Linked DNA regions of Homo sapiens: region 1 is linked to region 2. The links are chromatin loops, found by intact Hi-C in ENCODE. Cell type or tissue: PC-3. All regions are shown on one strand.

Region 1 (8,000 bases), 100 kb before region 2:
AAAATGAGGCTCCCAATTCTACCATGTCCATGTCCCAGCCATGCTGTGTTCACCAGGGAATGGCCCAGGATGGAACAAAGATGGATCAAGATTCTAAGTGTAAGCCCGTTCTTTGGAAGTGTAACCATTTGAATGAAACGTTCCTAATGTGTTGTTATTGTAGCAATGGTAACACCACACAGATGTCACCAGGAGTCTCCACAGCCTGGGAGAGACTTAAGCCTGTCCTCATGGTTTCTGCAAATTCTCACAGACTTATGGTTCTAAGCTGCATTGGATTGCTGGATGCAAAGAGCAGTCTCATCACACACCCGCACACTCCACTTTAAACATGTGACATGTTTTATTAGTTTAGCAATTTGCTGTAGATAAGAGGCATAGTGCTGTCAGGTGGGGTGGGATGGGGAATGAGGAGGCTGTGTCCTGCCCATCACAGCCTCTGGCTCTTCCCTCTCCTCTGTGCCTCTTGCTTTTCACTGCCTTTTCTGTTAGAATTCCTTCCTTCCTTCCTTCCTTCCTTCCTTCCTTCCTTCCTTCCTTCCTTCCTTCCTTCCTTCCCTCCTTCCTTCCCTCCCTCCCTCTCTTCCTTTCTTCCTTCTTGCTTTCTTGCTTTCTTCTTTTTATGGAATTTCACTCTTGTTGCCCAGGGTGGAATGCAATGGCACGATCTTGGCTCGCTGCAACCTCTGCCTCCGGGGTTCAAGTGATTCTCCTGCCTAGGCTTCCCAAGTAGCTGGGATTACAGGGGCCTGCCACCATGCCTGGCTAATTTTTTGTATTTTTAGTAGAGATAGGGTTTCACCATGTTTGGCAGGCTGGTCTCGAACTCCTGACCTCAGGTGATCCGCCCGCCTCGGCCTCCCAAAGTGCTGGGATTACAGGCGTGAGCCACCGCACCCGGCCAGAAATTCTTTATTTCTAACCCAGAGATGTCACTCCCTTTCCTGAGCCCTTGGTTCCAGCCATATCCATGCCCTACAAGATGTACATAGCTCAGGGGAGCTTCTGGGGTTGGGGGGTCCTACCAAGGAGTCTCTCTGTAAGAGATGATGTGGTACCAGCTCCTTTTAAACATTTTGAAGTGGACATCATTATTCCTGCTTCACACTTGAGGAGACTGAGGCCTGGCCTCAGTTTGGAGACGGAAGGGACTTGGTTAAAGTCCCACCTCCAGTAAAGAGTAGATCTGGGTCCCAAACCCAGGCCTTCTGACTCCATGTCCATCACTCTTTGTACCATCAAAGGGCAGAAACTCAAAGTGAACATCTGGGGGTTTGTAGAATCCTGGTGATTTCCACTTGGTTTCTTAAGACAATGCCTAGCCCAGGCTGAAAAGCATAATTAGCTCAGCCATAGACTCAGGCTCACCCCATGCCAACCCATGGCATCCAGCTCAGATTTGTACCCCGGAGTGGTCGGTGGGTATTAAACCTCTCTTGGAAGGCCAGGAGAGGACTTAAATGGCTGGGCCTTCACATTTATTTTCCTCTCTTCCCTTGGCTTTTTGTGGGGCTGAGCCTATCATTAATCAGGCTGTGAAGCAAAGGAAATAAAACACTGCCTTGGAAAGAGCTCTTATTTGTTTAAAATTGAAAAAAAAAATAACAACCCAGAAAAGACTGAAACATGTTTCCAACATACTGAATTTGATTATCTGTCTGTGCACAAAGGGACCCAGTCATTTGAAATTAAAGTTTAGAGAGTTGGCAAGTTTGTTTGATGAATCGATTGTGATGGGAGGAGCCCCCACCAACTGCAATGCTGAACTTCCTTCATCTCCTTTCTGTACATTCTGAGCATTTTGTTAATTGCTCTGATTGTTCAGTGCCACTGTGTTACAAGTTCCGGGGAGGGACAGAACTGGAGAAGTCCAATGTGTCTTCATCGTAGGGGCTTGAACAAGGGAGTCCCCAGTCTCTATCCAAGGTAGTGATCATTGGACCCACCAGCAGCTCCAGCACAATTGCTTTTGACTTTATTGTGAATTTGAATCAGAAATACAAGCCTCATCCATCGAGGAGCAAAGACACATGCATTGTTCAGACAGCAGAACAGAATGCAGGCCAGTGGGAAGCAGAGGATGTTATTATTGTTCTCTAGAGCAGCTCAGAGAGGAGAAAGCCTGGCAGTGAGTGCACAGGAAGCAGAAACTGGCAGATATAATCCAGCAATATGAACACTGGGATATGTTGTTCAGCACTTTGAGTTGCAAAATAAAATCCCGGTGGATGGGGCACCCCTCTTCCCCCTAACTCAAGCTCCCCCATTCCTCACGCTGCAGAGTTCATACTGAGTGCTCTTTTGCCCTGCAGCATCCGGAACAGTTGATTATGCCCCTGTCTTGTTTTGGAGCCTGCAGGGACTCCCTGATGCCGAGGGAACAGTTAACTTGGCATTCAAGTTCACTTTACCACCTGCTCCTCGACTTGGCCCCACCTGCCTTTTCCACCTATTGCCTGTGTGTCCCTTCTTGCACCTGCATTTTAGCCAGATGCAACTGCTGTCTTCTCCATAACCACTTTTCCTCCGTGTCCAGTTCATGCCTTTTCTTTGTTTTATGCTTGAAATGCCCTACATTTCATCTTTGCATGCCCCCATTCTTCTCATGATTTTGGAGCCTTGATGAAATGACACCACCTTCTTCTATTTCTCCCCTCTTTGCCCCTCCTCTGGATTTGCATAGTCAGGAGTCTTCCCTCTCACAACATCCATCACCTTCTACTTCATATCACACTGGCTTGGAAAGATTTCTTTTCCACATGCTTTATCTGATACATTCTTTGAAAGCAGGGGTAAGAGATTACTTGTCGTGTCCACTCTGGGTACAGGCAGGATGCCTTGGGCAGAGTAGGCATCCAAAAATGTTTGATGAATGAGAGACTTATTGAAGCAAGGGTTAGCAGTCTTTGGCTCAGGTTGGTACTCAGTGCATTCATCTGTCCATCCTGTCCTTCCTTCTCTCTATTCCCTCTTTTGCTTTTTCCTCTTCTCTACCTTCTCCTTTTCCTCTTTTAATTTCATTTACCCCCAAGCCTTGACATTCTACACAGCTCTGCTGGGCACACCCCATCTCTGCAGGTTGCTGGTTTCTGCTACAGGGGTGTTTGCTATGGTCCTAGACGACTTTTCAAGAACAACAGCAACAAAGAATCTGCACACTCAAGGTGGTTTTGTTTCAAGGAAGTAGGGTCTCTTTTCCACGTGATGCTTGTCTGCTATGGAGACTACTATTTGAAGTGATGTATTCGTGGAGCATTTCTTTCTCTCTGAGAAGTGGCAAGTGTTCTTCCCTGACCAGGGTCTCTGTTCATCTCCAAAGGTGGGTCTCGGTTCATCTTCAAAGGTTAGGCATGGAGGAGGCAAGCTGGCACAGGACCGAGTAGCAGCCAAGCCTCTCTCCTTGCTCAGATCTCACCACAAACCCCAGCTCCCGCTCTGGCCAGGATTACTGGGTCATAGCTGTTTGGCTTAAAGCAGCAGGAGATCAGTGAGGCACTAGGAAAAGAGCACCAGGTGGGCTTGCCTCTGGCTCTGCCACACAGTCGGACGTGGGGGAAAACTGCCAACATCGAGGGAGCTCAGTTTCCTCTTCTGCACATGGGGTGGGAAGAGTTAGATGGTCTCTGGGGTGTTTTCGAGGCCGAATCTCCAGAATTCCCAATTTGAGATTCCAAATGCATCTGGAGACTGCGGTGGCTCAGCCTGAGTGGGGCCAGGAGGTGGCAGCACCTGCTCTGTTTAGAGCCTGATGCAGCCGCAGGGGCTGGGCTGTCACTTCTGTAGGGCTGGGGTGTACATCATGCTCCACTCCCTCTGGACTCTTTTATTACATTTCACTGCAAGTTGTTTGTAGTCTGCTGGGTCATGAGACGGTCGCAGCAAGATTGCCAAACCCTGGGTACAGGGGACACTTATTGTCCCCTCTCTGACTTCACCTGGCATGACACACGCAGGCCAGGGCACAGTCATCCGCAACAAGGCCCCAGTGACAGGCTCATATCCGGGCAGCTTGCTGGAGCTCCTTGACGCAGGCTTCCGTCTCCCCGAGGGCAAATGAGAGCTGCATCCATGAGTAAGCGCATGTGTTCGCCCACTCTGAATGAGCACGCCTGTCTCCCAGGGCCGTGCGCTTCCTCCAACAGCTGCATTTGCTCAGGGCAAAAATGGAAATGCCTAATGCCAGGCATGACTGATCCTAGCCAGATAAAATGATTGAGGGTTGTTCATCAAATTTGGGGAGCTTTTACTAAATGGACATGCACACAGACACTTAAAATGTAATAGAATGCCTGAATTGCGTGGAACCGTACACATGATCTAGTTTAGTGGTTCTCAATCCCACCGGGCATCACCACTGAAGCTTGTTAGAAATGTAGATTCCTAGACTCAGCTCTAGCCCCATCGAGTAAGAATGTCTAGTGCTGGAGGGCAGGCGCGGTGGCTCACGCCTGTTATCGCAGAACTTCGGGAGGCCGAGATGGGCGGATCACGAGGTCAGGAAATCGAGACCATCCTTGCTAACACGGTGAAACCCCGTCTCTACTAAAAATACAAAAAAATTAGCCGGGCGTGGTGGCAGGCGCCTGTAGTCCCAGCTACTCTGGAGGCTGAGGCAGGAGAATGGCGTGAACTCCAGGGGGCGGAGCTTGCAGTGAGCCGAGATGGCGCCACTGCACTCCAGCCTGGGCGACAGAGCGAGACTCCGTCTCAAAAAAGAAAAAAAAAAATGTCTGGTGCTGGAACCTAGGAACCGGTATTTTTAACAAACTCTTCAGGTGTGTCTAATGTAGCTTGTCTGCAGAAAGGCATTTAGGAACCACCATCTAGTCTATCCCTGGCATTCAGGGAGCTTGTTAGCAAACTCTTGCTCTCCTTTGCTTCCTCCTCTCCCTCATGGAATCAGAATCCCTGGTGAGGGGATAGCACTCTGATTCAACAAGCCCTCCAGGAGTAGGGTGACCAACTAGGCTCGGTTTGCCTGGCACTGTCATGGTTTTACCACTGAAACGCCAATATCACAGGACTTCCCTCAGTCCTGGGAGTACTGGAATGGCTGGCTACCTCTTGAGGTGATTTTTATGCACTCTAAAGTTTGAGAAGCACTGGAAACAATTTATTTCACAGTTGAGGAAACTGGAGCCAGGACAAGAAGCAGTTTGCCCATGGACAAGCAGTGAATTAGCAGTACAGACAGGGCAAGTCTTCCAGCCCAGCATCCTTGCTACTCCTGGAAATATTTTGCTCTAAGTAGCTGCCTCACTCTTTCCTACTCTCCACTAGGAGCTAACCCTGGAGGAGCTCATTATGGCGTGGCCATATTCCAGGTGAATAATCTGTATTCTATGGCCTTATTTGAGTGAGGCGTGCGTAATGACAGGTGCAGGTACCATTACACTTTAATGAATTCTTCTGGGGCTTCTCTTGGCCCACGTGGGGAAGGTGATTTACAATTTAATGTATTTCCATTTGGCCATAATCCCCAGGATAACAGCATTACTGAAACGGAAAATCTTTGACAAGGGATTACAACCCAGAGGCTGTGGTACAACCAAGTCGGGGTCCCTAGCTGCTACGCTACCTCCAGGGGCTTCCCAGGGGCCGTGGGATAAGCCCTAGCATGTCTCCCTTTGTCCTGTCACCGATGGCCACCAAGACTTGCCAAGCTATATTGATTATCAGCTCCAGGTTTGACTTATTTATTCCGTGGTGCTTACTGCATTACCAATTAGCTATGAATGGGGTAACAGGCCAGGGGCTCTTGTGATACAGGGGTTCCCAAACTGGAGCATGCATCGGAATTACCTGGAGGGCTTGTTAAAGCACAAGTGCTGGCCCCTCCCCCAGAGCAACCATAGAGTAGCCCATTATGAGCACTTGAGTGATTTTGTCAGGTGCTGCTCATTATTGATGCCACAAGGCTGGCCTTACTGTCTAAGTCAGGGTACTAGGTGGTTTCTAAAGACTCTCCTAGCAACAAAACTTATAAATAAGGTAGGTCTAGCTTTACATGGGATATAATTTCATCATTACTCTTCTCCCTTCTCCTAAATGTTCCTTTGTGTAGGCCAACACCTAAAATCTCACAAATAGAGAACAGTTTTTTTGATGTAAATGTTTACCTTCATCAACATGTAAATATCTAAGGGTAGAGGCGGAAAGAACACTAACATTTATTCAGAATCTTTTTTGATCCATTTATCACAGGGCAGAAATATTAATGCTTTTCGGTCATTTGTACTTAAAGCCTCTTGATCTTGAGATCTGTGGTTCCAGGGTCTCCTGGTTTTCTTCCCACCTCTCTGGCCATCCTTCCTAACCCCCTTCCCTAGCTCCTCCTCTTCTTGACTTCTTTTTTTTTTTTTTGAGACGGAGTCTCGCTCTGTCGCCCAGGCTGGAGTGCAGTGGCCTGATCTCGGCTCACTGCAAGCTCCGCCTCCCAAGTAGCTGGGACTACAGGCACCTGCCACCATGCCTGGCTAATTTTTTTTGTATTTTTAGTAGAGGCAGGGTTTTACCGTGTTAGCCAGGATGGTCTTGATCTCCTGACCTTGTGATCCACTGCCTCAGTCTCCCTTCCTGAGTTCTCAATATTGGTATGCCCAGGTCTCAGTCCTGGGTTCACTTCTTTTCTCTATCCCCTTAGCTTAAAACCCCATCAGTGTTCTGATGGCTCTCAAATTAGACCTCCGGCCTGGACCTCTCCTCTAAGCTCCATCTGCCTGACAGCTTCACGTGGATGTCTGCAGACTCCTCAAATGACGCATGCCTAAAGCCACATCACATGATGTATAAAATCTACCAGCTTATCCATCTCCACTAGTTTCCATCTCCTTAGCCTAGGCCACCATCATCATCTATCTTCTGGACAATACAATGGTGTCCTACTACTTTATTCCACACAGTGGCCAGAAAGATGTTCTTAAAATGAAAAGCAGATGGTCTCTCCCCTCCTGAGAACCTTCCAGAGGTTCACATCTAAACTCCTTGCCATGGCCCACATGCCTGGTGAGATCTATTTCTAATCTATCCCTCCAGCATTATTAAGCCATGTCCCCAGCAGCTCATACACTCCAGCCATGTGCTTTCTTTTGATTTCTAGAACACAAGCTTTATGCCACCTCTGTATGTGTTGTTCCCTCTGCTTGGAAGGTGTGCTGTTTTGCTGTCGTGCCATGGCTGGCTCCTTCTCATCATTCAGTTTCAGCCTAAACATCACTGTCTCAAAACATACTTCTCTGACCAGCCTATGATAAGTAGATATCCCATGCCTTATCACTCTTTTCTATTTATATTTGTCTTTGCAATCTGGAATTATTTTATGCTTCCAGTCTGATTCCTTGTCTCTCATCTTGCTCCTCCATTGGGCTGTGGGCTCTGCAAGACAGGATGTTGGTGGTGAAGGAGCTGACTGCATTGCCTGGTGTGCACAGCAGGCCTTAGAGAATGAGTGAGTGGGTCTGATCCCATCTGGAGGACATAATAACCCTGCTCAGGGGGACCAACCAGGGCTAGGAGGGAGAGGAGCAGAGGAAGAGAAAGAAGGGTTCAGACGTGAGAAGCCATGAGCGAGCTCTCAAGTCACAAAGATCATTATGGTTTGTTATAATAAGTACAAGAATAGCTCTATGCACAGTTTCCCATAGACACACAGAAGAGGCATCCTAACCCAGCCTGTGTGGTCAGAGGAAGTTTCTGGAAGGAAGTGACACCCAAACAGAAACGGACACTTTGAATGCAAATTAGCTAACTGAAAAATAGGAGATGGGGTGCAGTAGCTTATTTGTTTGCTCTACAAACACTGACTGCGATCTGGGCACCATGCTGGTCACATGTCTCCTTTCAAAGCTACCCTGGAAATTGCCAATTGGTGGTAAAGACTAAGCTTGGGAGTGAGCCACAGAAGCAGCATGGTATAATGATGTAAAGCATGAATTCTGAGCAGACAGAATTGAAATTAGTTTTAAATCCACACTTTTACCACTCATTATGTGACCATGAGC
Region 2 (8,000 bases):
GAGAATGATGGTTTCCAGCTTCATCCATGTCCCTGCAAAGGACATGAACTCATCATTTTTTATGGCTGCATAGTATTCCATAGTGTATATGTGCCACATTGTCTTAATGCAGTCTGTCATTGATGGACATTTGAGTTGGTTCCAAGTCTTTGCTGTTGTGAATAGTGCTGCAAGAAACATACGTGTGCATATGTCTTTATAGCAGCATGATTTATAATCCTTTGGGTATATACCCAGTAATGGAATGGCTGGGTGAAATGGTATTTCTAGTTCTAGATCCTTGAGGAATTGCCACACTATCTTCCACAATGGTTGAACTAATTTACACTCCCACCAACAGTGTAAAAGTGGAACTTAGACTGTCTTATTCACCATGGTCTCTCTCCATGGCACATCACATACAGCAAAGCATATGGTAGGTGCTTAAATTAATATTTAATGACTTTAACTACCCTCCTCTTAGCATGTCGATCCTTACAAGATATCTTGTATGTGACTGGTCAGCAGTGTCAGGCTACAGATTCAGAGCTCAGGCTTGCCATGTGGCAGAGCATATTTTAAAAGAAATCCTGGTTTGGTTTTTCCTCTCTGCAGCATTGGGGCCCAGCTCTCTTCCTGGTTGTGCTGGAAACTCACAGTCTTCTTCTAGTACCTGTCACCTCCGGTCCCCGGTCTTGAATGAGACCTTTTGGCCACTTGAAGAATTTCACAGAGGATTTCAGACTTGTATCTTAAAGACTATACTTGGTCCTTTCTTCTAATTTGAAACAGGAGTCTGGATAAGCCAAAGGTTTTCCCAAAGTCACAGAACCTCTGAGAAGAAAGGCTGGGATGAAAATCTACTTTCCTGAACACAAGTCTTGGTTCATTTGAATGTTTCTTCTGGGTGCCAATTCTTGCTCTTGGCCCAGGGTAAGTTCCTTTGGTCATGGGTTTCCAAATGCCTTAGCAATAAGTATACTCTGATATCTAGTTTCAGGTCTACTTATTGATTTGTCTCTTGCCTTTTTATCCCCCTTCTCCTCCTCACCTCCCTCCTGCTTGCTGCTGCTGCTCCTGCTCCTGCTGCTGCTGCTCCTCCTCCTCCTCCTTCTTCTTCCTCTTCCTCTTCTTCTTCTTCCTCTTCTCTCTCTCAATCTCTGTCTCTCTCATATAACACGTGGTTTCCCCCAGCCAGAATACAACTGTATCCTGTCTTTATTTTTGACATTTGACCATGATTATTGACTTGCTTTAGCTTAGCGAAGGTAAGGGTACCTATCATGCCCTTAGGAATTTTCACATTTGCTATATTTGTCACGACAACTTTGTCAGAAATAGATTATAATCCACTTTTAAACAGGAGAGATAAGGCCAAGAGGTTAAAACTCTTGACCAAGCCCAGAATACTAGCTACATTAACTAAAGTAAAATTAATTTAATAAAGTAAAATTAACTTGAATAATATATTTTATGTAACCTGATATACCCAAAATATTATCATTTAAACATGTATTCAATATGAAAAATACTAAGGAGGGATTTTATATATTTTTTTCATAATAAACATTAGAAATGTGGTGTGTACTTTACACTTAGAGCCCATTTGAGTTTGGATGAGGCATATTTCATGTGTTCAATTGCCACATATGACTAATGGCTACCATATTAAACAGTGCAAGTCTACAGCATAAATCAGAGTATGAGACTTTCCGCTAAAGTAGTGTCTTCCCATTGCAATCAAAATGCAAACTTGTTACCATGGCCTATCCAACTGTAGAAGATCTAGACCTTGGCTGCCCCTCCACCTTTCTGTCTTCTGTTCACTATGTTCCAGCCAGATTGATTTCTTACTGTCTACTGGACATGCAAAGCTATTCTCATCTCAGGACCATTGCCTGTGATATTCCTTTGCTTAGAACGTTCTTTCTCGAAAGCTTTTCATGACTGCCTCTTTCCCACCAATCAGGACTTAACTGTAACCTCCTTAAAGAGGACTTCTTCAACTATGAAGGTAGAGCTAGGACAGCACCCGCACCTGCTGTCCCAAGTCATCTACCGCATGGCCCTATTTTGTTTTTTATAGCAACTATTATTATCTTAAATTACTTTATGTGCTTGCACATTTATTATCTGTTTCTCATCATTAGAGTGTAAGCTTCTTAAGGTGAAGGACCTTTTATTTTGTCCAGAGCAAAAAATTCCTGGAACATAGAACAACATCCTGTATACATTAGGTACACGAGGAGTATCTGTTGACCAACAAAATGCCTAACTTGATCCTATATGTCCCAATCAGATTTTGCAGTTGTGAGATATGTTTTACCTTAAGTCACATTGCTGAATTTCTCATGTCATTTTTATTATTACTTCTCTTATAGAGAATTTATGTACCTCCTTGACTGAGTTGTTCACTTTGCCCTTTCCAGAAATTGGGAATTTCCTGAGGAGGTTGTTGGTGGTCTCAGTGTCCTCTTTGGCCACTTCCTCTCTTGGTACATGGTCAACTCACATTCCTCCTCCCCCAGCCCAATGGCCCAAGTCATCTGCAAGGTGACACAGAGCAGCCCACCTAATTGTCTCCTTGGGGATTCCAGTATCTATGTCAGAATCTATGTCTGCCACTTCCACTCCCCATCTCTCTGATTTGGCCTTTCAGCTTCTTCCTCTGTTGATCTTGGCTCATCTCAATCCATTTTACCTCATCCCATTTTCTCTATTGTGAGATCACCCAGAAATTTTATTTTATTTTATTATTATTATACTTTAAGTTTTAGGGTACATGTGCACAATGTGCAGGTTTGTTACATGTGTATACATGTGCCATGTTGGTGTGCTGCACCCATTAACTCGTCATTTACATTAGGTATATCTCCTAATGCTATCCCTCCCCCCTCCCCCCACCCCACAACAGTCCCCGGAGTGTGATGTTCCCCTTCCTGTGTCCATGTGTTCTCATTGTTCAATTCCCACCTATGAGTGAGAACATGCGGGAGATCACCCAGAATTTAAGAGCATGAACTTCTTAGTCAGGTATCCAGGTTCAGCTCTAGTTACCTGTGTAGCTTTGTCGGGGAGTTAACCTCCCTGAGCTTCTATTTGTGATCTGTAGAAAAGAGATACTATTACTTTTCCTCAGAGTGTTACTGGGAATATGAAATGAGATAGTGAATGAAAGTCTTTTTGAAATAGATCATAATAAGTGCACAAGATGTGTTAGCAATCATTCTCACACTTTTCATCTTTCTGTCTATTTCCCCTATGTGCTCTTAAATTCATTTTCCCGTCTCCCATCCTTTTGATGGAAATTATGTAGGATGGGGTGTTAAAATTATAAATTTGGGCATGAGTTAAGGTCCTAACTTTTCTCAGTGGGTTGTGTAAATGTTGGAGGAAAAGAGTCAGCGGTTTGAATTCCAACTCTGTTATTTGCTTGCTGTTTTACCTTGGGCAAATTATTTTGCCTTTCTGAGCCTTAGCTGTTTTATCTCTGTAATAGAAATAATAACATATACCCTTTCCCAAAAAAACTGTGTGATGTGTTAGACACCCACATGTCTACAGATGCATACATTCGTGCCTGGTAGACTATCAGTATTAATTCCTGCCTCCTTTAAAAAAAAATTATCTAAAAAAGAAGAAATTTTTTGAGATTTAGTGTCATTTAATCTACAGGGAAAGGCACTTATTTTTCCTTGGGAAAAGTTTGAGACAATGTATAAATCATGAGAATTAATTGAGACTCTTGTGTCTATGAGGTGCAAAAGCAATGGACAGGGGTATTATTAGAGAACGTTAAACCCTGGCAGCTCATTTAAAGTTTCAAGTCTCTGCAGCCCCCTAGTGGCCATTGGGTGCAGCAGACGATTCACAGTTAACTGACAAATTAACTGGAGTCAGTAATGCCTTTGGTCAAGAATTGTATAGAGAAATAGGGAAAGGCTGGAGTTTTAGTCTTTTTTCATATTTCAAATAAAAATTCCTCTTCCAGTAGGTATGTCAGAAAAATCTGATGAAAATCAAACATATATTGTACCAGGAAAGTATTAACTACCATAGCATTTTCCTCCCTCTTTTCTTTCTTTTCCACCCTTCCTCCACCAAGATAGGAGCATATTTTCTTCTCGGGTGAGATAATTCTTTGCCCTGAAACTTGTAAAGTCAGTGTATCCAGTGTGACTTCCAGAGAGAGGGCAGATGCCTGTCAAATTAAGTGAGTTGCCAAACATAGAGCAGGAAGAAAGCCATTCCGAGAATCAATATTCCTTTGTTACTGGGTCTTCCACTTGCCAAGGCATTGCCACAAAGCTGGAAAGGCCCAGCTCCTAGGAGAACAGAGGTTCCACCTGGCCACTATCTCCTGTGGGGTGGTAGGCAAGTTACTGCGGCCCCCAGGAGCTCAGTGAGGGAGGTTCAATGTGACACTGTGCTCTGATCCTGTGAGAAAACTCCTGTGCTACCCGACAGGCCGTGAGCTCCAGAGAGGATCTTGCCTTATTCTTAGCTTCAACAGTCAGCCCAAGGCCTGACAACCAGCCTTTAAGAAGGAATCAAGGGGATTTGTGTGACCCAAAGATGGTAGTTTTGTCTGAGGATCTAGTGAACCACTTGTTATAAAAACAGCTATTATGAGTTCTGTGTTGGCAGCTCAGGAGAGACGAAAGGAAAGGGAGAGGAGAGGTACAGCCATTACAGGTGAGTAAAAAAGGCCTAAGGTTCTGAACCCTCATTCCCAAGATTGTGGGCAAACAATTAAATGCTCTGCAACTCAGTTTCTGCATCTGTAAATCTGGAATTAAAATGTTTGCCTTACAGAGACTAGGGGAGGTTACACATGTTCAGACACCATTCTGAGAAAACAGAGCGACTGACAGGGGTCTGAAAGGTATTTGTTGTAGCTGCAGAACAACTCTGCCAGACCAAGACCATCCATCCCTCTCTGCCCCCCTATTCCCAAATTCTCCTGTGTGGACGGCAGGACTCCTAAGCTCCCAGGAATGCATTCAAATAATAGATGGGTCAGAAAATATTCTGTCTCAGGGCCTTAATACAAGCTGTTCTCAGATTTGCCAGTGTCGCGCTGCCACCCTCTCCCCACTTCCTCCTCCCTTCCCACTCCCCCCTCCCTTCCCCTCTCCTCCAGTTTTATTCTGGAACCTGTTTTTCCGAAGTCGGACCCGTTTAATCTCTTAAATGTATAATTAGGGAGAGTGCTTGATTGCAAAGGCCTCTTCCAGTTCTCACATTTGCTCCCTTTCACACTGCAGAGAAATAGGGCAGGGAATCTAGAGGAGGGGAAGAACAAGAGACTGGAGAGGGAACAGAGGGAGGGTGGGGCGGGCTCACTCCTTTTCTCAATGAATGCCGAGGCCTCTGCAGATTTGCATAGGAGCCGATCGAGCCACGCCATTGGTTGGAGGGTGCGGGTGGGGCGGGGCGAGGCCGGACTGCGTGGGTCGGGCAGCAGCGCGGAGTTGGCTTGTGAGCCCCGCCCCCTCCGGGCCCCGCCCCCTCCCTGCGCGCGCTCGCGCGGCTCAGCCAGCTGCAAGTGGCGGGCGCCCAGGCAGATGCGATCCAGCGGCTCTGGGGGCGGCAGCGGTGGTAGCAGCTGGTACCTCCCGCCGCCTCTGTTCGGAGGGTCGCGGGGCACCGAGGTGCTTTCCGGCCGCCCTCTGGTCGGCCACCCAAAGCCGCGGGCGCTGATGATGGGTGAGGAGGGGGCGGCAAGATTTCGGGCGCCCCTGCCCTGAACGCCCTCAGCTGCTGCCGCCGGGGCCGCTCCAGTGCCTGCGAACTCTGAGGAGCCGAGGCGCCGGTGAGAGCAAGGACGCTGCAAACTTGCGCAGCGCGGGGGCTGGGATTCACGCCCAGAAGTTCAGCAGGCAGACAGTCCGAAGCCTTCCCGCAGCGGAGAGATAGCTTGAGGGTGCGCAAGACGGCAGCCTCCGCCCTCGGTTCCCGCCCAGACCGGGCAGAAGAGCTTGGAGGAGCCAAAAGGAACGCAAAAGGCGGCCAGGACAGCGTGCAGCAGCTGGGAGCCGCCGTTCTCAGCCTTAAAAGTTGCAGAGATTGGAGGCTGCCCCGAGAGGGGACAGACCCCAGCTCCGACTGCGGGGGGCAGGAGAGGACGGTACCCAACTGCCACCTCCCTTCAACCATAGTAGTTCCTCTGTACCGAGCGCAGCGAGCTACAGACGGGGGCGCGGCACTCGGCGCGGAGAGCGGGAGGCTCAAGGTCCCAGCCAGTGAGCCCAGTGTGCTTGAGTGTCTCTGGACTCGCCCCTGAGCTTCCAGGTCTGTTTCATTTAGACTCCTGCTCGCCTCCGTGCAGTTGGGGGAAAGCAAGAGACTTGCGCGCACGCACAGTCCTCTGGAGATCAGGTGGAAGGAGCCGCTGGGTACCAAGGACTGTTCAGAGCCTCTTCCCATCTCGGGGAGAGCGAAGGGTGAGGCTGGGCCCGGAGAGCAGTGTAAACGGCCTCCTCCGGCGGGATGGGAGCCATCGGGCTCCTGTGGCTCCTGCCGCTGCTGCTTTCCACGGCAGCTGTGGGCTCCGGGATGGGGACCGGCCAGCGCGCGGGCTCCCCAGCTGCGGGGCCGCCGCTGCAGCCCCGGGAGCCACTCAGCTACTCGCGCCTGCAGAGGAAGAGTCTGGCAGTTGACTTCGTGGTGCCCTCGCTCTTCCGTGTCTACGCCCGGGACCTACTGCTGCCACCATCCTCCTCGGAGCTGAAGGCTGGCAGGCCCGAGGCCCGCGGCTCGCTAGCTCTGGACTGCGCCCCGCTGCTCAGGTTGCTGGGGCCGGCGCCGGGGGTCTCCTGGACCGCCGGTTCACCAGCCCCGGCAGAGGCCCGGACGCTGTCCAGGGTGCTGAAGGGCGGCTCCGTGCGCAAGCTCCGGCGTGCCAAGCAGTTGGTGCTGGAGCTGGGCGAGGAGGCGATCTTGGAGGGTTGCGTCGGGCCCCCCGGGGAGGCGGCTGTGGGGCTGCTCCAGTTCAATCTCAGCGAGCTGTTCAGTTGGTGGATTCGCCAAGGCGAAGGGCGACTGAGGATCCGCCTGATGCCCGAGAAGAAGGCGTCGGAAGTGGGCAGAGAGGGAAGGCTGTCCGCGGCAATTCGCGCCTCCCAGCCCCGCCTTCTCTTCCAGATCTTCGGGACTGGTGAGCAGCTCCCGCCTGAGTGTGCCGGGATTTAGTGTTTTTAGTCACATTGATATGCAACCATTAAATAATCTTCACTTCCACCCCACTTTCTAAAACCTCAGCTCTGCTTCATCGCCCTCCTTCCTCCCGCAAACCTCCTTCCCGAATCAGACCGTAGTTTCTTGTTTTCTCCCTGAACGCAGTTCAGGGGTCTTCCTTCCTCTTTAGCAACCAAGTTGGGGGAAAAGTTTCATACTCTTGGCAGAGCGCCTTCTTCTCTGGACTTATACGCTGTCCGAGACAAAATTGGGCGCCCCTCTTCCTGGGCCCCGGGACAGTTGAAATGCCCCGATTACTTCCAGGTTCCAAGCTTAGTAGTAGATGTCAAAACTATTGCCCTTCTCTCCCTCTTGTTCCTGGCCAGCACAGATTTGGGAAATATGGTACCTTCTCAGGGAATATAGAATTTCTCTTCATATTATTGAATCTCACCCAACTGTCCCCATTCCAAACGTTGGCTTGGGCAGGTATTGCCAGGGATTGTCTCTTCTTTATTTATTTATTCTCCCCCTCCCACCCCCACCCAGTCTGCTATGCACTCTCGACTCATCCTTTCTCTTACATGTTGTTGGGAAAGCCCCAGAGAAACTAAGGAACAGAGGACAGGAGGGAGGTGTGGAGGAAGGAAGGAAAGTTGTCAAGATTGTCTTCCTTTGGGGAGTCACTATGAAGCCAGGGAGAAACCATCGTTGGTTTTCCTGCTTTTCTTACCTTTCCCCACTCCTCCTTTCCCCTCTGATTCTTAGCTTGAACGTCTGCAGCAGCAGCTCTTGATGATAGTCTCTGGCAGCTTGTTTCACTGCAGATCTCCCTGCTGGAG

The links. A loop is a pair of places that touch in the nucleus more often than their neighbours do. Peaks named below come from ENCODE experiments on the same cell type or tissue, not always from the same donor. Only the 100,000 strongest peaks of a DNase experiment are listed, where the experiment ranks them.
Region 1: a loop joins it to region 2, with 16 times the contacts of the local background. A loop is called at or near these places in 56 of 110 quality-filtered maps.

The regions. Positions count from the first base shown.
Region 1 is chr2:30,022,346-30,030,345 of GRCh38, reverse strand. No RefSeq gene overlaps it. Among named protein-coding and RNA genes, the nearest start is that of ALK, 100 kb to the right of the region's middle. RefSeq lists an enhancer at 3,864-4,364. In PC-3, CTCF peaks have their summits at 3,510 and 3,713 (motif pointing right); a DNase peak (open chromatin) is centred at 3,995; H3K4me3 peaks cover 984 bases; H3K27ac peaks cover 1,992 bases.
Region 2 is chr2:29,919,131-29,927,130 of GRCh38, reverse strand. ALK (ALK receptor tyrosine kinase) reads left to right here and starts at 5,545. Exons shown (of 29, transcript NM_004304.5): 1 at 5,545-7,138. The coding sequence starts at 6,472. In PC-3, a CTCF peak has its summit at 3,824 (motif pointing left); DNase peaks (open chromatin) are centred at 3,820 and 5,380; H3K4me3 peaks cover 2,058 bases; H3K27me3 peaks cover 1,073 bases.